Regions from separate parts of the Mus musculus genome. Here regions 1 and 3 are each linked to region 2. A link is a loop called in an ENCODE intact Hi-C map of the cell type or tissue named here. Cell type or tissue: heart. All regions are shown on one strand. Links, peaks and the distances in the headings refer to the core of each region. The heading gives the core; the rest is flanking DNA.

Region 1 (7,544 bases), core at 1,259-6,258, 50 kb before region 2:
GATGTCTAGGAGGTTTACTGCTCAATAAGCTCACCTTTCTAGTTCTTTCTGAACTCTGGCTGGCTGGTTCAACTCAGCTGTTCTGGCCCAGACTCCTCTCCAAGCTGACTGATTCAATCTGACTTCTCTCAGCTTCTTACTGAATTGCTCTGTTTGGCCTCAAACTGACTCTGGCAGTCTGTTCTAATCTTCTGGCTCCTCGTTCTTGGGCTTGTTCTCTTAGCAACCTGTCTCTATAAACTGACCCTGTGAAAACTGCCTCTGAACTCCACAAACTCTACTCCACAGAGCTGCCTCTTAACTTACTGACTCAACAGAACTGATTAGAACTCAGAGATTTGCATGCCTTTGCCTCCTGAGTGCTGGGATTAAAGGTGCAGGCTGCCACACCTGGACTTAAATTTATCTTTACTTGAAACTTGTTCTAAGACAGGCTGTCCTTGAACTCAGAGATCTGCTTGCCACTGTCTCTTGGGATTAAAGGCATGTCTGTATTCCAGCTGGATCATACAGACCCAGAAGGTCTTTGGATGTGATCTCTTGCCAGAGCAGTCATTTTGCTGGATTAAATTTCCTCTACAGTGTGGTAGAGTTGTATGATGGTTTCTAGCCTAGAATGCTCTACTTAGGACAGGAGATGGCCATCTGAAATTATTGTGGCAAAGACACGAACACTGTTCTGGATAAAGGGATGACATCTGTCACTGCCTATGAGATAGATGGAAATGGAGGCAAGATCCCTGCTCTTCTGCAAGATGAAATGTAAAAAATATTTCTCTAGGAGTGGAGGAGAGGGGAGGGTAAAGACCAGCAGAGATTGGTATTTCTCAGTTGGTGCTCCACAGGTCATTTTCCTCATAACTAAAAATGTTTCATAAGTGATGAGTTAATATTTCAGAATTAGACATAATGTCTGGTTCAAGGAAAAAACAACCCCCAAGCAATAACGTGAGCTTTCTATGCACACATGGGGAGCATCTTTGTGTGGCTCTGCATGGACACATTATAGACAGAAGAGCAGGGAACTGGGCTAGGGATATAACTGGGTATTAAAATCCTTGCCCAGCATGGTCAGGGGCCTGGGTTTCATTACCAGATTTGCACATAAAAAATAATGGAATATCTCTGGAAAAATGGGAAAGAACAACTACTGATATAGGAAAACAATAAAAATATTAACTTTAGCTGCAATGCTCAGAGAGACTTAGGTTCTCAAATATGACGTTGATGGTTGAGCTTGTTTTTTAAGATTTAAACTTTACTAAATTGTAATTATATATTGCTTAATATTCCACCATATATCAAGTACCATTTCCCTTAGCCTTTCCTCTAAGGGGCAACATCATCTTTTCCTAAATGTGTAACTCTTCTAAATAATTCTATAGCTACTTCCTCTGCTACAAATCTCTGTGCTAGTCTTCAGTGATTTCCTCTAGGGGATTCTGACAGTTCCTGGACATCAATCATCAACTAACACACTTTTCCAAGCACTACCTGCTGGTATCTGGGCTGCCTGAGCCACACAGCGACCAGCGACCAGAGCCACCAGCTTTGTAAACCATTGGTACAGAATCATGCATTTCAATGAGAATTTCTGTTATTAGCAGAGTTAAATTTATTTGTTTGTGTATGTGTGTGTGTGTGAGTATGTGTGTGTGAGTATGTGAGTGTGTGTGTCTCTGTGTGTGTGTATATGTGTGTGTGAGAGTGTGTGTGTGAGTGTGTGTGTGAGTGTGTGTGTGTGTCTGTGTGTGTGTGTCTGTGTGTGTGTATATGTGTGTGTGTGGGAGTGTGTGTGTGTGTGAGTGTGTGAGTGTGTGTGTGAGTGTGTGTGTATATGTGTGTGTGAGTGTGTGTGTGTGTGAGTGTGTGAGTGTGTGTGTGTGTGTGTATATGTGTGTGTGAGTGTGTGCGCGTGCGTGTGCACACATGCATGCATTGGTGGGTATATAGAGGTCAGAGGACAACTTCCTGGAATTGGCTTTCTCCTTCCACCATGTGGGGCTCAGGAATTGAACTTAGACCATCAGGCTTGGTGACAAGTGCCTTTGTCCACTGAGGAACCTCTTTGAAACTTTTAAAAAGGATTCATTAACTACTTTCCTGAGGAAGACTCACTTACAGGAGGAAAATAATAGAAAGACCTGTTAAATGTGGATTTTTTACCCTCGGGGGGTTTTCTTTTGTCCACTGTTCAGGACAGAAGGAAGCTTAGAAAAAGCATCTGGGGTCCAGCAGGAAGCAGGATATGAGATGTGACACTGGCCATGAGTCAGCCCAAAGCTCATAAAGTGAATCTTCCTCCCAAGCAGAGCTTGCCCCGGCACATGCTGGCCCCACAACCCCACATCAGCACTGTCTCCCATCAGTCACGGAAGCCCACCCTGTCGCAATCCCACCACTAAAGGCCCCGCCCCCGTGACCCCACTAAAGGCCCCGCCCCTGTGACCCCCGCCTTAAGCTACTATTTTTATTTAGGAATATATATATGACTATATATATATATATATATATATATAAAAAGAGTGTGTGTGTGTGTGAGTGTGTGTGTCTGTGTGTGTATATGTGTGTGTGTGAGTGTGTGTATGTGTGAGTGTGTGTGTGTGTGTGAGTGTGAGTGTGTGTGTGTATGTGTGTGTATGTATGAGTGTGTGAGTGTGTGTGTATATATATGCTGGATGTAGGTTCTGAGCAACTGGCCTCTTGTCCTCTGGAAGAGGAGCAAGTGCTCTGAAGTGCTAAGCCATCTAAACATGCTCTAGCCCCAAACATGTTTTTTTTTTTTTTTCTTGTGCTGGTGACTGAAGCTTGGGCCTGCAAGGCAAGCACACAGCTCAGCCACATCTTGGCCCCTGAAATACCCATCTCTACGTCATCTCCACATTCCTCTTCCCACTTTCGACTACACCAGATGCCAGCTCTCCATCCAGCCATGCTTTTTCTCAACCCCTAAACTTTAAGTATGTCACTGTTTGGAGACTGAGTTCAGTTGCTTCTAAGCTCTGTTGGGTAGATCACAGCTGCACAGAACCCCAGCTCCAGAGAACTCTAATGCCTCTGGCTCCTTTGAGGCTCTATTAACAAATGCACATACCCACACACAGTTATACACACAATCACAGAACTCAAAGCAATATGAAAAAATACTTAAACATGTATTTGTTCCCAAAGCAGACATTAAGGGCTAAGGATCAAACCATGGTCTATGGGCGTGATGGGTAATTTTAGTTATCAGCTTGACTGGTCTGAGGGATGCCCAGATGGATGCTGAAAGACTATTTGTAGATGTGTCTGTGAGGGTGTTTCTAGACAAGCTCTGCTTCTTTGTTGAAACAGGGAGTGTAGCCAGTACTAGCTTTGAACTCAATGAGTAGCTGAGGTTGGTCTTCAACTCCTGAACTCCTTGCCTCCATTTCCTGAAGGGTGGAATTATGGGGCTGTACAACACACCTGGCTAAGATGCCCATTTGCATCCATACACTGGTAAAGATCTCCCTCCACCACAGTGGGTAGGCACCATTCATTCTACTGAGGGTTTAGAACAAAGAGGTGGCAGAGAGTAGATTTCATCTCTATATGCACTGAGTAATCTATCTTTTGCTGCCTGCCAACTCCAGTGGCCCTGGTTTTCTGGTCAGTGAGCTCAGTCTGGAACTTATTTCTGTTTGTTTTTTGTCACTCGACGAAGTCCTGACTGTCCTAGAATTCTATGTGTTGACCAGGCTGACCTCAAACTCACAGAGATCCTCCTGCCTCTGCATCCCATGTGCTAGACTGGAACTTAACGATGTGTTCTCTGTGTCTCAGCCTGAAGGCTTAGACTGAAGCTACGTCATAGCTTTCAAGTGCTTCTAGCTGAAGGTGACAGATCATGGGGCTTCTCCTACATGTGAGGCACTCTCATAAGTCTCTAATTACATGTACCCTATTGGTTCTGTTTCCCTGGAAATCCTCAGTAACACAGCAGCCTTCCCCTTTCTCACACATGCACTGTGGACATGAAATTAAGGCAGCAGACCCTCTACACCAACGATTCTCAACCTTCCCAATGCTGTGACCTTTTAATAGAGTTTTTCATGTTCTAGTGACCCCCAAGCACAAAGTTATTTTGTTGCTATTTATAGCTGTAATTTTGCTACTGTTAAAAATCATAATGTAAATATCTTATATGCAGTATATCTGATATGCAACCTCCAAAGGGGTCATGACCTACAGGTTGATAACTGCTGTTCTACAACATCTTCTAACACACACACACACACACACACACACACACACACACACACACACGACAGTAAACTAAATAAACCACATAATGTGTCCACAGTTCCTGACACAGTAGAATGTCAAAAAGTGTTTCTTTCTCATCTTATTATGTCTTATATTATAGTGTGTAGCCAATGCTCTATTTCTATAACTGTTACTATATTCAATACTATTTCTAGAGTACGAAGTCCTAACTAGAAACTGGGGCGATAGCTTAGTTAGTAAAGCATTCGCCTTAGAAGCATGAGACCTTGAGCTAAAGTTCCAGAACGTAAAAATGCCAGACATAGAGGCACATGCTAGAACTCACAGCACTGGAGAGGCTGGGACCAGTGAGCCCTAGGCCTAATTGGTGAGTTCTAAACCAGTGTATACTGACTTTATCTTAAAAAAACAAGCTGGGTCTCTGACTGCCACTCACATGCACTCCTGTGTACACCTGCACCCCTACACACACACACACACACACACACACACACACACACACACACTCACAAATACACAAAGAAGGAAAATCCAAACAGGAGTCTTGTTTCTGCATTACTTACATCTTATACACTACTACGTCTTAGTACTTCACACACAGTCAATATTTAATAAATATGCATTGGGTTGGGATGAGGTCAATAGTTAATAAATATGCATTGGGTCCAAATGAGGTCAATACATAATAAATATGCATTGAGTTTGGATGAGATCAAAGGCAAATCATTGTGAATTCACTCTTGACCTAAATTCAGTAGGTGAATGTATGTGGAGCTGGACAGATAGCTCAGTGGTTAGGGGAACTTGTTGCACTTGCCAAGGACCCAAGTTCAGTCCCCATCACACACATTGTGGCTCACAAACCCCGTAACTCTGCTCTTGGAGATCAATACTCTCTTCTGACCTCGATAGGTACCAAGCACACGTGTGTCGCACATACATATGTGGCAGGCAAAACACTTATACACATGAATAAATCTATAAAGAAAGGCACATGTTTTCTGTAATAAACTAATCAAGGAGGTACAAAGAAACCAGGAAGTGAGGGTTGGGGCTTTGAGACTTGAATTTTCCATTCTCCAACTGCGGGATTCTGGAATGGCCATTTGCTGCCTGTCAAAACTTTGAATCCTGTGTCTTTGAAGGAAGCTATTTATAGAACTTACCTCAGAGTCTCTGGGGGAAGAACAAACGAGCTTGTACAAGGCGTGGACAGCCCTTCATCACAACTATTTATGATTTTTGTGGTTGTAAGAGAAGACAATGATGATAGACAGAATTAAAGTTACCGAGGAAAGACCTGATGTGTATCTAACTCGATCATAGTCTTTAAATTCCTTAAGAGTGTTCTTTCATCATAGCACTTGTTGAAAATGCGATTGTTTAATTCAAAGAGAAATATTTTAATATAATAAATAAGGAGAGAGATGCTGGGCTTGCTTTGAACATCAATATGCATCATCTTAAGTTCTATAAACAGTAATATCCTGCAGTTGGGATGCCAAGACTGTGTCACCTTTCAATTACGAGTGTCCCATCTGAGCCTCTGCACATGTAACCTGCAAAATAGAAAAGTCATTTTTGAGGACTTCATGGCTATGATTTTGTGCCCTCAGAGTACAAATGTAATAGATAAAAGACATTTTAAGTGATTCCTTTTTGCATTAAAACTATAAAGTCAGGAAAAGAGATACACCAGCAGGTTTTTCTATCACTCCGGCAATAGGAAACAAAGCATCAATTCCGCTGTACTCTTGCTGGGAGCCGCCAAAGGAAAATCTGGGTAGAGACAGTTCAAAAGCATTAGAGAAATGCAAAGCCGTGTCTTGACTTAATCTGCCTAGCAGAGAATAGAGTTTGCATAAATAAGGTCCCAGGCAGCAAGAATTTAATGGGTCTGGACTCAGGAATCAAAGGCATGCAGAGAAGGTCTGAGGCTTTGAGCTTGACCCACCCATGACTTGGACAAAGGGCCAGGAGCAATAATAAGGCAGTGTGGGGAACAAGAGGCCACCATGGATCTGTGCCTAATGCTCTTCTGTGTGTCTAGCCTCGCTGGCAGCCCTTGGTGAATCTGAGGAGGGAGGATTCTGGATTAAGTAGCCTCCGCAGGACATCAGTCCTGAGCTGCAGATCACCCTGGAGTGGTCCATCGCAATGAGCTCTGGAGGTGGAGGAACTTGGAGGCCACCCTCAGATGGACTGAACTGTCTCCCGACCTGCCTACACAGTGTCTCTGTATCTTTCACTCGTCCTTGGGGGTTTCCAAGTAGCTCACTACCCAGTCCACATTCTTATTCACCCAAAGCGGTCCCATGGGGGAGATGAGAATCCATCTCTGCCAAGCAGCTGAGCATAAAGGAAGGTCAGCACAGCACATGTCCTTTCTTTCCTTTGGTCTTTAATTATTTTGGCATATATTGATATGCCTATTATTGGAAAAGCAAAATATGCAGATAAAGTTATACTATACCCCTTCCCTGTCTTTACCACCTAGATGTAAATAGCCTGCGTGGTTTACTCCTCCTCTGGGGTATGGATGGTATGTTGTGAACAAGACAGGAAGGAAAGGGGAGTGGAGTTTAAGAATGCAAGGGCCTTGTGTTTTCGGAGAAATGATGAAGCTGTTTTATATGAGGGTGTACTCTATCATATTTTTAAATTTTGTGTGCATGAATGTGTGTGTGTGTGTGTGTGTGTGTGTGTGCACTTTCTCCATTCCACACTGTAGAAGACAGAGGACAACTTTCAAATTGCTTCTTTCTTTGTACCATGTGGGTCCTGGGGATCAAATGCAGGTCCTCGGGTTTGGAGGTAGGCATCTTTGCCCACTAAGCCATCTCACCAGCATGAAAGTGCGCTTTATAGAAGGGGCTGCAGAGATACTTGCTGCTCCTGTAGAAGATCTGGTTCCAGTTTCCACACCCATGGGGTAGCTCACAGCTGTCATTCCAGTTCCAGGGGATCCAACTCTCTTTTCTGGCCTCCTCCAACCAGGTACACACAGATACATATACATACTATAGGCAAAATACTCATGCACATAAAATAAAATATAAGAAGATCTTTAAAGAAGAGTAGTAAGTCATGTATATGTGCATCTATATGGTACACAGAATAGGTGGCAAATGCATCTGCAGCTACACATACTACATGACTATATACTACATGACTGCACACACTGCATGGAATTGGTAGGATAATGGAAGGCAAGCAGTTAACGAGAGGAGCTAACACTGGAAAACAGGAAACACCATGGCTACTACACTAGTCAGAGTTCCTATTGCTGTCAT
Region 2 (7,544 bases), core at 1,462-6,461:
TGACAAGTACTGGTCGGTGGTATCCCATTCAGTGTTCACCCAACTTGTCTATTATCTTCATTTGATTCTATTCTATTTTGAGGTTCATTTTCTTCTTCAAGGTACGAGCTTTCTAAATAGATAAAGCTGTCCTGGAACACACTATATAGACCAGACTGGCCTCGAACTCACAGAAATCTGCTTGTCCCTGCCTCCCTAGTGGTGGGACTAAAGGCGTGCACCACTGTGCTGGCCTATTATGTTGATTCTGAAGAAGTGGAGACAGAGTCACCGCAGGCTGGAAAGACAGAGCAGTAGGCGAAGTGCTTTGCAAGCACAAGGAGCCAAGTTTGATGGTCACAACGCATGCGGGTAAGCGTCAGGCTTGTACTGTAATGGCAGGGAGGCGCAGGCAGGTGGATGTCTGGGGCTTACTGGTCAGCTAGATGAATCTACTTAGTGAGTGCCTGGCTAATGAAAAGCCTGGTGTCAAAAACAAGGTACGCTCTGTAGCTCTGTAGACAAGGCTGGCCTCATCTCAGAGACCCACCTGCCTCTGCCACCTGAGTGCGGGGATTAAAGGCCTTTACCGCCAACGCCACCACCCGGCTATGTGGGGTAAGGTCCCAGCTCTTAGGTACTATCTTAACCAGCTCACCGAAACAGCTTGGGATGCAGAGACCCTTCACAACAGTCAGGGCTCTGTAGTCTTCCTTGAGTCTCACTGCCATCTGGGAGAAGTCAAAGAGAGCAACATGAAGCAGCTTAAGCATCACTCAAGGGCTTTTAACCATCCCCACCTCCGCCAAGGCATGAAGCAAGGACCAGAGTCGAGTAGCCTTGAGGGACCCTAAGGACGTGTAACTGGAACAGCCTTAACACGATTGCTGCAGCACTTCTGTACATCTGAAATTATGTCATAAAGGAAAACTTAAAAGGACTGAGGATGGAACCCCAGCACAGAAAGGGGTGCAGGAAGAATGGATGAGAATACTATCAGTTGATCCAGAGGGATTTCTGTAGAAATTGAATGTTAATAGCAAGATCCAGAAAAACGTGTTTAATTCAGTCCTGTTTTTGTGAAACAAACAAAATCCACCCCCCCCCTTCTTGTATATCTTTATGAGGATTGAATGAAATGTTCATGGGTAATTAAGAAGAATGCAGAGCCTAGTTCCTGCTTAGTGTAGAGCTAGGCTGGTCAGGTACAGGAACCTCCTTTCAAGGTCCTTCCAAATCAGGTTGCTTCACTTTACCATATATTAGAATAGCCTGGGAAGTTTGAAAACATCCTAAGGCTCAGTAGCAGCCCAGACCAATTAAATACGATTCCTAGCATCAGAGTCCAGTCTGGTGTAGCTTAAAAGTTCCTCAGTAACTTCTAATAGACATCAAAGTTTTCAGACCAGCTGGGACAGACCCCTCTGGAGGGCCAGGGTAGAGGAGCAAGGCTGGGAAGCAAAACCCACATGTGTAGCACCGCTGTTAAGCATCAGCCATAGAGGCCCACACTAGTCCTTGGAACAGTCAGTGAGTGGAGAAAGAGCTCTGGGGAAACAGGCTGGCTCCACAGATCAAATAGCCCAGTGGCCAGAGGTCAAGAATTAGAAGGGGAGTGGACATTTTGAGCCATGTTTACTTTTGGACAGAGAGTTTGAAATTCCTCACTTTGGTTCCTGGGAGTCTGTCTGTCTCTCTCTCTCGTACTTTCTCTCTTTTTAAGTTTTTTTGGAGACAGGATTTCAAACACACACACCTACACACCACCACCACCACTTCCACCTCCACCTCCATTACCACCAAAGAACAATCAAGAAGCAAGCACTTGGGCTGGTGAGATGGCTCAGCGGGTAAGAGCACTGACTGCTCTTCCAAAGGTCCCGAGTTCAAATCCTAGCAACCACATGGTGCCTCACAACCACCAGTAATGAGATCTGACGCCCTCTTCTGGTGTGTCTGAAGTCTGCTACAGTGTACTTATGTATAATAATAAATAAATCTTAAAAAAAAAAAAAAAGCCAGGCAGTGGTGGTGCACGCCTTTAATCCCAGCACTTGGGAGGCAGAGGCAGGTGGATTTCTGAGTTCGAGGCTAGCCTGGTCTACAAAGTGAGTTCCAGGACAGCCAGGGCTACACAGAGAAACCCAAACAAAAAAGAAGCAAGCACTCAGTGCCAGAGGGGAGGAAAAGTTAGGAAGCAGCTGGAATACAGCAGAATCTAGTGTAATGTAAGTCAGTCTGACCCCATCATTTTCATTTCTCCAACACCCCTTTACAGAGCAGCTAGATTCCAATCTAAAACTGCCAAAAGCCAGGCGTGGTGGTGTAGCACCACAATTCCAGTGCCCGGGAGCCAGAGGCAGGTGACTTGGCAAGGGTTCCGGGCTTGTGTGGCTTTAGACTGAAACCCTGGCTCAAAAATCTCAAACACAAAACATGGGGGCTAGCATGTAATTCTCAGTTGGTGCAGTGTTTGCCTAGCAGAGAGAAAGCAATGCCCTGGATCCCCTCCCTCACCCAAAACTGGATAGTCTCATGGAGGTGGGCGTCTGTAATTCTCGGGGGAAGCCTTCCACACAGCCCCTTTCAAAGAACTTAGTGTTGGTCTTAAGAGAGGACAACTAAGTCAGTACTGAACCCGGTTGGAGCTTAGGGGGAAAAGGAACCAAGAAGTGGGTAGGGGCAGTTGAGGGATATTGTTTGGAGTTTGGCAGAAAGGCAGGTCCAACTTCTTCCACCAACAAAAACAAGGACCTTCAATTAGCTGTAGTGCATAAAGTTGCAGAATGCACTCTGCGGTGACCACATGCCAACACTGCAGGCTTGCAATAGGTGATCTGAAGCTAGATTGCACTTGATTCTTGGCCTGGCCTACTTTTATTGAGGATTTCCTGAGTGTTGACTTCCCTTGTATCAAATACCACTTGAAGCATTTTCACTTATTAGCTCGTGCAATGCTTAAGACAGCTATCAGGTAAGTACCACCATCACTCCTGGTTACCAAGGAGAACACTGTGGCCCAGAGGGCTCAGATAACTTACTCAAGGCCACAGGGTTCATGGGTTGTAAAATGGAGCTTGTACCAGCCAGTCCCGTGACTTGGATCATTATAATAACAGCGACATTAACATAAAAAAAAACAATTCCGGAGAACACAGCACGTGTCAAGTACTAATATGGGCAAGGTGCAGGTGAGGTATTTGCAACTGAATCTCCTTAAGGGCCGGAAGCAGCAGGGTTGCTGCACAGAAGTGACTTACAGAAGGTTTGGCCTCTCCAGATGTCAGGGAGAGTGACCTGAAGGAAAATACAAACATCAGTGTTCTGTGCAGAGTTCCCTACATTCTTTTGATCAGTGTTGAAAGAATGACTTACTAAACTGAGTTAATTGGGACTACAGCATTTGACAGGATCCTTTTGGTCAAGCTCGACACGGGTTCCGTTGACTCTTGCAAACGGTTCAATTAGGTGCTTTAAGATCGTTTACAAGTTGCCCATTTGATCCCCTACCAGACACCGGAAGACGTCAGAATAAGTGCTCCTGGCTACGGAGTTAGGCAGAGATGCTAGGGACACATTTATCAAGCCCACCTCAGTCTTTGGTGCCCTTTTTAAAAACTTCTCAAGGGGGTTTTCTGTGGCTATGGCAACCCTGGCTGGAAAACCATCAGCATTCCAGCCATATGCAGCCAACGATCTGTACAGACAGATGGGCAAGTGATTAGGAACCCTGATGCCCTTTGCGTTCGCTCAGCCTCAGCAGATCAATCTAGCGCCCTGCAACTTTCTGGAACTCAGCATCCCACCGCAGGATACTCTTCCCAGACTCTCCCTAATCTTGTAGCTGGCTCCCTGCAGCCGTGACTCGGGCGTTGCAGTCCTGACATCATCGAAGAGGCCTCTTCTCCAGAGGCTGCAGCAGCGACAGCAGTAACAGCTTTCCCGCCTCACTGGTCGCTCACCAGGTGCGGGGCGCAGCGCTCAACGTGCCGACCTTGCAGGTCCCTCGAGGGGCGGGGCCGGAGGTGCAGCGCGGCTTCCCTGCACGCTAGCTGCCATTGTGGGCGGCTGGGCGCTCACTCGCCCTCTCCACTCAGAGACCCTCGCCGCACGAGGCGCTCTGAACGTCCGGGAGACGCACACCGGGCTCGCCTACCCTCCCGCCAGCTCCTCCTTGCAGCAGGCGCTCTGCACGCCTCTCAGCCAGCGCGCGCTCCCAGCCCCGCCCTCGGGCGGCTCACGCACGAGCCGCGGGCGCGCGCCTCCCCCGCGCTCCCGCGCCAGACGGTCGCGAGCGCGCGTGCGCTCCTCGCAACATCCCCGGGAGCACCGCCAGAGCGAGCGCGGGGCCGGGCGCACAGGAGTAAAAAGGAGGCGGCGGCCGCGTCTGCGAGCAACAGATCCGGGCGACGCGAGCTGACCTCGTCTGCTGCTGCCCTTTTTCGTTCTCTCTTTCTTTATTTTGGAGTTTCAGAAAAAAATTATATTTGGAAGACATTTTTTTTTTTTTCGTAAATGGCGCTGGCCCCGGGTCAGCGGGCGGTTTTCTCTGCACCAAGATGGGCTTCGCCTTTTCCGTCGTGGGCACTCTTGGTGGCTTGATTGTCAGTCTTCTCCGGGCATTTTTGAGACCAGGAGCCGAGCACTGCACATAGGTGACTCGCCCTCCGGAGCGGCTGGGCGTCTTGGATTGGGACTTGGGGGGGCAGAGTGCAGTAAATTGCGAGCACCGCGTGCTCTCTGCAAAACCGGCGGCGAGCCGGAGGTAGGTCGCTCCCAGGGTGAAACCGCTCCCGGGCTGAGCGAGCCCGGCCCCGTGCGCAGTGCAGCCGCCCCGAGAGCGTGTCCTGTCCCCGCCGCGCCGGGAAAATGGAGGCTGTGATCGAGAAGGAATGCAGCGCGCTTGGAGGCCTCTTCCAGACCATCATCAGCGACATGAAGGTAGGACGCTGGGGGCGCGGCTGCTCTGACCTCGCCGCGGGGCTTCCCCTCCACCGCGGCCGGCCTGGCCCTCGCCGGCGCTGCCGGCCACCTGCGGGAGCTCTGGCGACCCGGGTGTCACCTTCTTACCCGCCGCACTGCTCCGGCTGTGCTGGGTCACTGGGCAGGCGACTTCCCGGGGGCTAGTGGGGGAGAGTCTGATGCCACTTACCAACCCCTGCATTCATAATCCCAGGGGGCGACACCATCTTGTTCCTTTGGGGGTTTAGGGCCCTAGTTCCAAGTTTTCCATTGTCTGTCCCTGGACTGAGTGTCTGCGACCCGTGGAGGATGGACGCCCTGGAGGACACCTGACTCCCTGGGTTTGGGGTGGAGTGCTTGGCGCGGTGGTGGAGCGGTAGTGGGGGCCCCTGCTTGGCTGCAGGAAAGAGTCTTCCGGCCTGGGAGATTGGGTGGCAGGGTTGTTACAAGCTTGGCTTTCAGGTCTACCTGGAGTAGGGGAATCTGAGCAAATTAGTTATTAATTAGTCTGTTCCAGAGCTGCTGATGGTGTTCCTTGCATTCCCCATACCCTCCCCCGGGGCTTGGCGCAGAAGTTCCCAGGGACCCCGAGCCTGAGAGGCTCACAACAGGAAGGCAAGGTTGAGGTTTCCAAAACTACTATACCCAGCTCTCTCAAACACACATCCACACCCCACTCTTCTCTGGGAAGGATTGTGTGTGCGTGTGAGTGCGCGCGAGTGTGTTGGGGGCGGGGAACAACCCTAGCCTTTTCCTGCAAAGGGTGGGACTGGAGATAACCTGATCCTCGATTGTGGGTTTTCTGGTGCTCAGAGGTACACCGTGACTTAGGTTACCCACCCTAATAAGATAGAAGCAGTTCCAGGAGCTGCCTGGAAGTGGGAATTGGGGGCGGTAGTGGGGGGCATTTTTTTCCAGTGTATTTAGGGAGCTTCTCTTTGGCTCGAGGCCAGCCCCAGTCTGCCTCAACAGATCCGGGGAGGTGGTGTTTAATTAAGCGCTCGGCTTCCAAAAGAGTGGGCAGGTTTGGAAAGCTGTGTTGGCGAGTGGGTGTGGACAGCCCCTCTTCAGCCGCTGCCTGGCGCCTGGGGAAGCTTTTGTCTGATGAAGTGTAAGGTTTGGAGAGGCCGTGGGCCTTCGCCATGGACTTTGGGGAGGAATGTTCAGCTGTCATGCCTGCCTCCTCCTTTTAGAACCAACTGTCACCTCATCTAGTGTGAACTTTGCCAAGGTGCCTGGTTGGTCCCCCTCAGGTCCATTTTGCAAGCCTACCAAGCTCGTGCCTTTTGTCAGAAATCCTTGTAGCCTAATCTGTAGCCAGAGCCTGCTCGCCCAGGAATGCCTCTAATCCAGTGGTTTGGAATTAGATGGATTAGTCTCTTCAAAGACAGCCCCTTTCATTCCTTTGCCCTCAATCCACATTGAATTATCGAAGTGTTCTTTTGAACAAAGATTGATGCCCCTGCTTGGACTCTGGTGTTTATTGTTAACTTAAATTTCACCCACTTTACTAGAGTCAAAACAAGATTTGGTTTGAGGCACACACACTGTATGTTGTGATGTGCAGAGGAGTTTTTTTTTTTTTTTTTTGAGGAGGTAATGATGTTTCCAGTCCCTGAATAGAAATGAGGAATCCAGGGATCTAAACCGATCCCTGACTTCAGCCCCAGAGTAATCACACCTGGAGTTTTCTCTACCTTTGATGATGATGACGACTACGACTATGACTGTTGTTATTTTAATCCAAAATCAGGGCTCAGTTCTTTTCAGTAGGTGGTTTGAACCCAAAGCCCTTCAGAAGGTAATCCTTCCCCAAGGATGGGGTTGTGCCACCTTCCACCCACCAGCTGGATGCCTGGTGTAGGCCCTGCCTAGACATTTGTAGGTGGAAGACCTCTTACACACCGCTCTAGTCTCTTTCTCTTTGAGTTTGGTAGATTTTTTTCCCCACTTGACAGTAGAATATTTCAGACTGGAGGCACAGCAGAAAACTACATTGTGCTTTGGATTCTGATTTTAGGCCCTTTGGGGGAAGAGAGGGATCGGGGAGAGAGAGCATGCAGGTTGTCTGATTTCTAAGGTTGTTTTATGCGAAAGGGAACTGCTAAATATTTACATGGAGTTTTCTTCCTTAGAAGCCTTCTTTTATGGAGTGGCCAGCGATGACACTTCAAAAGAGAAGTGACAAGATTAAATTGGGCTTTTTAGGACAGACAGCATAGGATATATGGATATGTGGCGTTGTCGGCAAGAAAGTCAGTCATTGTGGTGACCTCCTTGTCCTTCCCATCTTTAAACTCGTGACCAGCTTATCATATTTTTGGTTCCCTTTCTGTTTGCTTTTAGGGAGAAGCCATTTGGATTGTCATCATGGTACCATTTTTAGGGCTTTTTTTTTTTTTTTTTTTTTTTTTAAAGTGATGTTAAATTGGGGTGAGAAAAAGGCTAAGAACTTTTTTTTTTCTGAATAGCTTTTGAGACTTCATAATGTACAGCAACACAGGAAGGGAGTCAGTTTCCTCTTTGGAGAAAAATAAAAAGATAACAAGAGAGTGGAATAGTTTCCACGCCTGTGCCATCCATCTTTCTTCTGAGGCAAAGAC
Region 3 (7,544 bases), core at 1,152-6,151, 210 kb before region 2:
CTAGCACTCTACCAACTAAGCCATATTCCCAATCCCTATTTCATGCCTTTTTTTTTTTTAAATCATTCAAACATTATAGACTATATGGAGTTTCTTTTGAAGATGATAATCTTTTTTTTGTTTGTTTTTTGTTTTTTGAGACAGGGTTTTTCCGTGTAGTCCTGGTTGTCCTGGAACTCTGTAGACCAGGCTGGTCTTGACTCAGAAATCCGCCTGCCTCTGCCTCCTGAGTGCTGGGATTAAAGGCGTGCACCACCACGCCTGGCTGCCATGATAATCTTTTAATAGATAAAGGTGATAATTACTCAAATTCTTAGAAAAGAGCAAAACCACTTTGTACATTTTTGGGGGGGGTGTTTTCGAGACAGGGTTTCTCTGTATAGCCCTGGCTGTCCTGGAGCTCACTGTGTAGACCAGGCTGGCCTCAAACTCAGAAATCCACCTGCCTCTGCCTCCCGAGTGCTGGGATTAAAGGCTCGTGCCACTACTGCCCAGCCACAATTCTTTTTTCTTCTCTCTGTCCCTTTGTCCACAAATCCTAAAGTCCCACCTCTGTCTCCCTGACCAACCATTGGCTGCTGGCCACTTTATTTACCAATCAGAACCAACTGGGGGTCAAGGACCCTCAGCATCTTTCATAAGGATTCTCCTGCAATTTTAGGAATCCAATTAACACAATACAAGTTTTAAACCTATGCTACGCACACTCCAGTGAAGTCTGCTTGGTAGGCCAAGAGGCCTGGAAGCTCTCACAAGGCAAGGAGTTTCAAGGAAACTCAACCTCCTGGAACCAGGCATTCTTATAACCCATATACTCATACCTTAGCCCTGCGTTAGTCTGGTGTATGGATCCACGTGCTCTCTTTTTACACGTGCTCTCTTTTAGTATTTTATTATAAGTGCCTTTAAAGATTAAATTCTGACATAGCTAAGCCTTCCCCAGTGTTCCAACATTCCAGAAAACCCTTGAAGCGACAAACTTGGAATTCAGTAAGAAGGTTACCTATTCAGTAACATTCAAATTTACTTCTAATAGAGACAGTGAAACTAATTAGGCATTACAAAGAACAGAGCCAAAATAGATCAGGGCCGGTTTGCAGAGTGTTTACTTGGGACAATAGCCAGTCTTACCCAGACAAGGGAATTCGCAATGGCCTAGTGAATAGGTGAGTTTACCATGAAAGAGTTAGGGAATCCAGAGACAGGTTTCTTCACTAGGCCCAAAGAAACAGCATAATCAGGCATTTACTAAGAACCCCTGGTGGTGGATTTAACAATAGACTAGCATTATACCTGGCTCCCTTCTTAGTGGTAAACAAGGCCTGGTCCCTGCCATCTTTTGATATATACATTTCTTTTGTATTGTGTCACTGTAACTTAGAGAGGATGTGTTTGCCTGGTTTCTTGTTACTCTTCTGTATAAAAAGTTTGATGCTCGACTTTTACATTCATATTATACACAATCTCTTGTGTTGCTTCTGTTTGTCATTCATTTGCCAACTCCTTGTCTACCTGCAACCAGAGACTCATCCTCTGCAGACAGGGACCAAAAAAGGTCTGCAGCAAACCTAATTCACAGAATGTGTCAGTACAGTAGCAACTGTAGGTGTTCCTCCAAGATCCATGACGTCACTACTTTGGGTAGTTGGCTAGGTTTCCAGTACCTGGTGTGATTTCCCTTCTGCTGAGTGAGTCTAAAGTCCAATTAGAGAGCTGTTACATTGTTACTTTGTACATTTTAAAACAGTTTTTTGAGATTATACCAAGGTCATGTAGGCCACTACTGTACTCCTATGGTAATCTTGCCACACTGGTTGTTGTGGTTCATAGGTGTCTTAGTTAAGGTTTTACTGCTGAGAACAAACACCATGACCAATGCAACTCCTTTTTTTTTTTTAAAGATTTATTTATTTATAATATGTAAGTACACTGAAGCTGTCTTCAGACACCCCAGAAGAAGGAATCAGATCTCGTTACAGATGGTTGTGAGCCACCATGTGGTTGCTGGGATTTGAACTCAGGAGCTCTGGAAGAGCAGTCGGTGCTCTTAACCACTGAGCCATCTCACTAGCCCCCAATGCAACTCTTGTAAGGATAACATTTAATTGGGGCTGGCTTACAGGTTCAGAGGTTCAGTCCACTATCATCAAGGCAGAAACATGGCAGCATCCGGACAGGCATGGTGCAGTAGGAGCTGAGAGTTCTACATCTTCACCTGACAGCTGCTAGCAGAATACTGGTTTCCAGGCAGCTAGGATGAGGGTCTTAAAGCCCATGCCCACAGTGACACACCTATTCCAACAGGGTCACACCTTCTAATGGTGAAAGTCCCTGGGCAGAGCATATACAAACCATCACATTCCACTCCCTGGCTTGTTCAAACATGAGTCTTTGGGGCTCATACCTAAACATAGCATAATAAAAATACATTGATTCTAACTTACAAAGCCCCTATAGTCTATAGCAGTCTCAACTGTTAAAAGCCCAAAGTTCAAGGTCCTGTCTGAGATTCATCCAATCACTTAATCCCCAAAGCAAAAGATAGGAAACCAGCTGGGCAACTCCAAACTCTGCATCTCCACGTCTGATGTCAAAGCGGTCTTCAGATCTCCAACTCTTTTTTTCCATTTTTGTTGACTGCAACCAACTTCTTTCTCCCAGGCTGGTTCCACTCCGTTAGCAGCTTTCCTCAGCAGATAGCCCACGACTCTGGCATCTTCAATGTAACTTCAATGTTACAGCTTCTTGTTTCAGTGTTTGGGATCCACACATGATCTTCTGAGCTCCTCCAAAGGGCTTGCTTCACTTCTCCAGCTCTGCCCTCTGTAGCACTCTAAGCTCAGGTTGATCCACTCCACTACTGCTGCTGTTCTTAGTGATCATCCCATTATACTGGCATCTCCACTATGCTAGGGTCTTCTGCTGCAACTGGGCTTCACCAATAGCCTCTCATAGGCTTGCTTCATAATGCCAAACCTCAAATCCTTTGCATGACACCTTCAATCCTACACTGGGGCATCGAGCCTCCATACGACCAAGAGCCTCCTCTCCCATTGATGCCAGATAAGGCAGGTCTGCCATCCAAATATTCAGGAGGTAGAGGCAGGAGGATTATGAGTTTGAAGTCATCAAGGTCACCAAGATACTGTCTTAGAGAGGAAGAAAGGAAGAAAGAAAGAAAGAAAGAAAGAAAGAAAGAAAGAAAGAAAGAAAGAGGAAGGAAGGAAGGAAGGAAATATATATTGAGTCAGAGCTTTCTAAAGGGACTAAAGCACTACAAATAAAAAAATTGTTTTCTAGCATAGGAAAAATAGCCAGAGTATGAATAAGGTTAAAGAGCAAACCACTAGCTGGCTTAGAAACAAAACACAGACAAGGGGTTTAAACTAGTGTCTGGAATACAACTAGGAGAACAATTTAATAAAAAAGCACGAACAGAGAATTATTCTCTATTCTCTATTGTTCTGCAAATAATGCTGAAACTCTGGGACAATTTCTATCCTCAGATAAACAGAGATTTGAAAAGCACAACCACATGCAGTTTTGGCCAGACCTTGGGCGGGGCGGGGGGGGGGGGCCCACAGTGCGGGAAGGAACAAAACACATTTTCTTACCAAAATCCCAACTTTTTTCCCCCTTTGCTATAGCAATTCAGCTTCTACAGAAAACTCTTCAGACATTCATGTGAAAAAGTTCTGTCCCCAGGTGGAAAGTTCTTGAAACAAATCACTAAGTGGGCAAAGTGGACTATGGCAAATTTGATGTATTGCTAGTATTCTGTTATGGGAGAATTGAGACAGATTCCGAATCTATATTCCTTATTTGTTGCATGTGGAATAAATACCAGCATTTACATGTTGGGTATAAGATATGGCAGATATAGATGGTGGCAAGCCATGATCAGTATTTATTCCTTGCTCAAAACCACGTCAACAGTAGTTTCAATCAAAGGTCCCTGAGTTTTAGAGGACCTCACATGGCTACCCCATTTACTGGATCCGAGTATTCACATGACCAGTGAGATTTTCAGGATGATTTAACTGCTTGGCTGTGGGAAGTCCATGGAGCAGAGTCTAATCTTGAGCTTCTCTCCTGTTTGCTTGGAGAGCCGCTTTGCTTAGTGATCTTAGCTGCAAAGGATTCTACACTGTGTCAGCAGGTGGCTCCAGAGGCAGCTGTTTGTAAGATGGCAACAAAATGAAAGCAGTGTTGCAGAGCAAGCTGACTGCTTAATCTCATGGTCTACAAACACTAGAAAAAAACAAAAGCAATATTGTGTAAATGCTATGTAACTCAGACAAACCTGGAAGTAATAGAGGATTATGGCCACAGATACTCTCTAATGTGAGTCACATTATATAACTACAATTATGTAATTATGTGAAGTGTGTATTATATGTATTGGGAGAGAAAAAACGTGTGCAAGAATGAGAGGGGCGAAAGGAGAGAAGGAGGGAGGGAGGGGAGAGAGAGGTTTAGAGGGCAGAGGAGAAGGTTAAATTTTCTAATAAATTTATTAGTCTCAAATGTTCTCAACCTAGCACCCATCCACTACATGCCAATCTCCTGCCAGATGTCAAAAGACCAAGACTGGACAGTCCTGATGATGTGCAGGAAAATTCTAACTCTTGGTACCATACAGGTCTCTACACAAAGTCAGGTCTTTATACACAGACCTGGGAGAGGTGGGCACTGAGAGTGTCCTTTCCCCTTATAATCAACCACTCACAAAATTGACCTCACCTCCTAGGAGTCCATTTGCCTTGGTCAGCCCCAACCTCATGTCACACCCAGGTTAACCTCACTTCACACCCAGGTTATGGTGGAGGATGTGGGAGGAGCAAGACTATTTTTTCGGGATAGCATTTGAAACATAAATGAAGTAAATACCTAATAAAAAAATTGGAAAGAAAAAAAAATAAAGGCATGCACCACTAACCTGGCCCCCTCCTGTGGCGTTTTGTCACAGTAGCACTAGAAAACTAAGAAAGGAACAGAAATAGGAATACCCCTCAGAAGTGCAATATAGTTGCTTTTGCATGTTTCAGAAATGACCAGCACCAATGGTGCCTAGAGTCTGGCCAGGGTTCCTCACTGTGCAATCTGGACGAGTCTTAAGAAAAGGATACCCACCCTATTCCAACAGTCTTTATGAGACATAGTCCAGGCTTATCAACAGCAAGGCTCTGAGGCCCATTCAAGTTTCCATGTGTTTATAAAGTTCGCATTTGGCCTCACTTCACCTGAGATATACCATGCCTAACTTATCACAGAGAGGTGACCACAAAGGGACAGATTTGGGTGATATTTAGTTTCTGCTGTTCAAAAGTCAGATTTGGCTACAAGATACTAATGGCATCCTTGGAAAACATATTGCCTGAAGTCCTCCGGCATGTTGAGGGCTTGGAGCTCAGTCAAAGGGTTCTTCCTAGGGGAGATAGTGCAGGAAGTGGGTCTGGGGTGGACAAGGCTTTGGCTGAAGGTGAAGAACTTTACATTTTTAAACATAACTCTGAGAGGGAGGAACCGTTGGCTCCATTTTCCTTTCATTACTATCTTGCCTAAAAATTACACTCCAGCCACCTACTATCTGACATTGCATCTTAGATTAGTTGTGTGTGTGTGTCTGTCTGTCTGTCTGAGTACATGTGTGCTATGCATATGTGTGAGGATATACTTGCTGTGAATATGAACCTGTGTGAAGATCACAAGTCAGTATCTAGAGCCCAGCGTGTTTTCCTGGGTCACTCATTCTCTCTGTTGGATTGGCAAGATGAGCTGGCTGTTTGCCTCCAATCACTTTACTGGCTGGTCTTGTAATACCAACTTGACACAAGTTGGAATTATCACAGAGAAAGGAGCCTCCCTTGAGTGTGTGGGGCAATGGGCTATGCACAGACAGCTTGGTCTCCAGTCGAGTTGGGAGGTGGAACCCCGGTAGAACATGATGGATGGTAATTCCCACCTACATGGGACAGTAGGTGTTCCCTCATGTCTCCTGGACCCTGGCTCCTGTCAAAGTTACTGTCCCCACAGCCCCCACAGGAGAGGCTCATGGCTTTCAGTCATGTACACAACGTCCCAAGCTTCTGACCTTCAGTCTAGACTCCTCCCAGTTACCTAGCAACAGCAAGATAACAGCCCACTATAAGAGGGGCTATTTAGCCCCTCCTCACTCTCTTCCTCTCTCTTTTGTACTCTCTAGCCTTTCTTCTCTCTCTCTCCTTTTCCCCCTTCTCTCCTCTTGGCCATGGCCGGTCTCTCCCTCTTTCTACCTTCTCTCTTTCCCCCTGCCTTTCTACAATAAAGCTCTAAAACCATAGACTGTCTCTGCTCATCAAGGCCCGCTGTGCTTGGACGATGGGATAGGCTTTCTCCTAACGAGTCGTGCCTAATCTCCTGTCAGAAGGCCTTCCTGTGCTCCAGCCATGGACCAGACTAAGGACTCTAACCTGCGTGGAAACCTCTCTCCCTCTGCTCTCTTTCTGTATCCCCAGGACCCCTATTCTGTTCTTAGCTCCTCTGCCATATCCAGGATGGGATGCCAGAGACTGAGAACCTGGTACGGGGGCTGCCCCTTGTCCACCCCCTGCCATGTGGGGTCAGTGGCTTCACACAGTCAGATGCCCACCCAGGGCCAAGTGGAAAGCGTCCAGCAGTCCTCCCGTGTCTGCCTGTCCAGAACACAGGAACTCAGGCCGGACTCGGGCTCTCTCCCTTCCCCCCTTTCCCCTACACCCACAGCCCAGCACTTGAGGAAAGGCCTCTATGAGACCCAGCTGTAAGGCATTTTCTCAATTAGCGATCAAGGGTGGGAGGGCCCATTGTGGGTGGTGGCATCTCTGGGCTGGTAGTCTTGGTTCTATAAGAGCAGGCTGAGCAAGCCAGGGGAAACAAACCAGTAAGGAACATCCCTCCATGGCCTCTCCATCAGCTCCTGCTTGAGTTCCAGTCCTGACTTCCTTTGGTGATGAACAGCAATGTGGAAGTGTAAGCTGAATAAACCCTTTCCTCCCCAAGTGCTTCTTGGTCATGATGTTTTGTGCAGGAATACAAACCCTGACTAAGACACTCACCCGTGTCAGGGTCACAGGCCTAAAAACACAAGGCCATGCCCTGTTTTCCCACTGTCTCTATGGATCTGAACTCAGGCCTCATGATCGCATGGCCAGCACCTGACTCACTGACCCACCTCCCTAGCCCGTTGTTCCATTTTCCCTAGAATGTCAGCTCCATGAAGGAGTGTTCTGCCCCTCCTCACCTTTAGATGTGGAAGACTGAACTCAGAACATCACATATGCCAGGCAAGCACCCTATTCCCTGCCTGGGTCTTTGCTTCCTAGGTATTACTGTATTCACGGAATCCAAAACTGCCTCTCCGGAGGCTCTGTGCTGAGTGCATGTATGCAGTTTCTTCTCTCTTCATGGAGAAAGAAGAAATCAGTTTCATCTGAGAGGACATCAAAGCTGTTTGAAGCCATTCACTGGATGTCCTCTCCTTGTGACAGAAATCCCAGGTCTGGCTTTGAAAAGCGGCATCATGA

The links. Peaks named below come from ENCODE experiments on the same cell type or tissue, not always from the same donor. Only the 100,000 strongest peaks of a DNase experiment are listed, where the experiment ranks them.
Region 1: it touches region 2 in a loop (2.1-fold over the local background); 5 of 42 quality-filtered maps call a loop at or near these places.
Region 3: it touches region 2 in a loop (5-fold over the local background); 18 of 42 quality-filtered maps call a loop at or near these places.

What each region holds. Positions count from the first base shown.
Region 1 is chr15:59,128,984-59,136,527 of GRCm38, reverse strand. No RefSeq gene overlaps it. Among named protein-coding and RNA genes, the nearest start is that of Mtss1, 51 kb to the right of the region's middle. In heart, for the core only: no CTCF peak of the experiment used is centred there; no DNase peak of the experiment used is centred there; H3K27ac peaks cover 1,373 bases.
Region 2 is chr15:59,078,832-59,086,375 of GRCm38, reverse strand. Mtss1 (MTSS I-BAR domain containing 1) reads left to right here and starts at 4,350. Exons shown (of 15, transcript NM_144800.2): 1 at 4,350-4,920. The coding sequence starts at 4,849. In heart, for the core only: CTCF peaks have their summits at 4,109 and 5,158; DNase peaks (open chromatin) are centred at 4,235, 4,775, 5,015 and 5,755; H3K4me3 peaks cover 2,992 bases; H3K27ac peaks cover 3,159 bases.
Region 3 is chr15:59,288,288-59,295,831 of GRCm38, reverse strand. It overlaps Gm36617 (a long non-coding RNA gene), which reads right to left. Exons shown (of 4, transcript XR_875370.3): 4 at 3,881-4,251. Among named protein-coding and RNA genes, the nearest start is that of Sqle, 23 kb to the left of the region's middle. In heart, for the core only: a CTCF peak has its summit at 4,158 (motif pointing right); a DNase peak (open chromatin) is centred at 4,151; H3K27ac peaks cover 372 bases.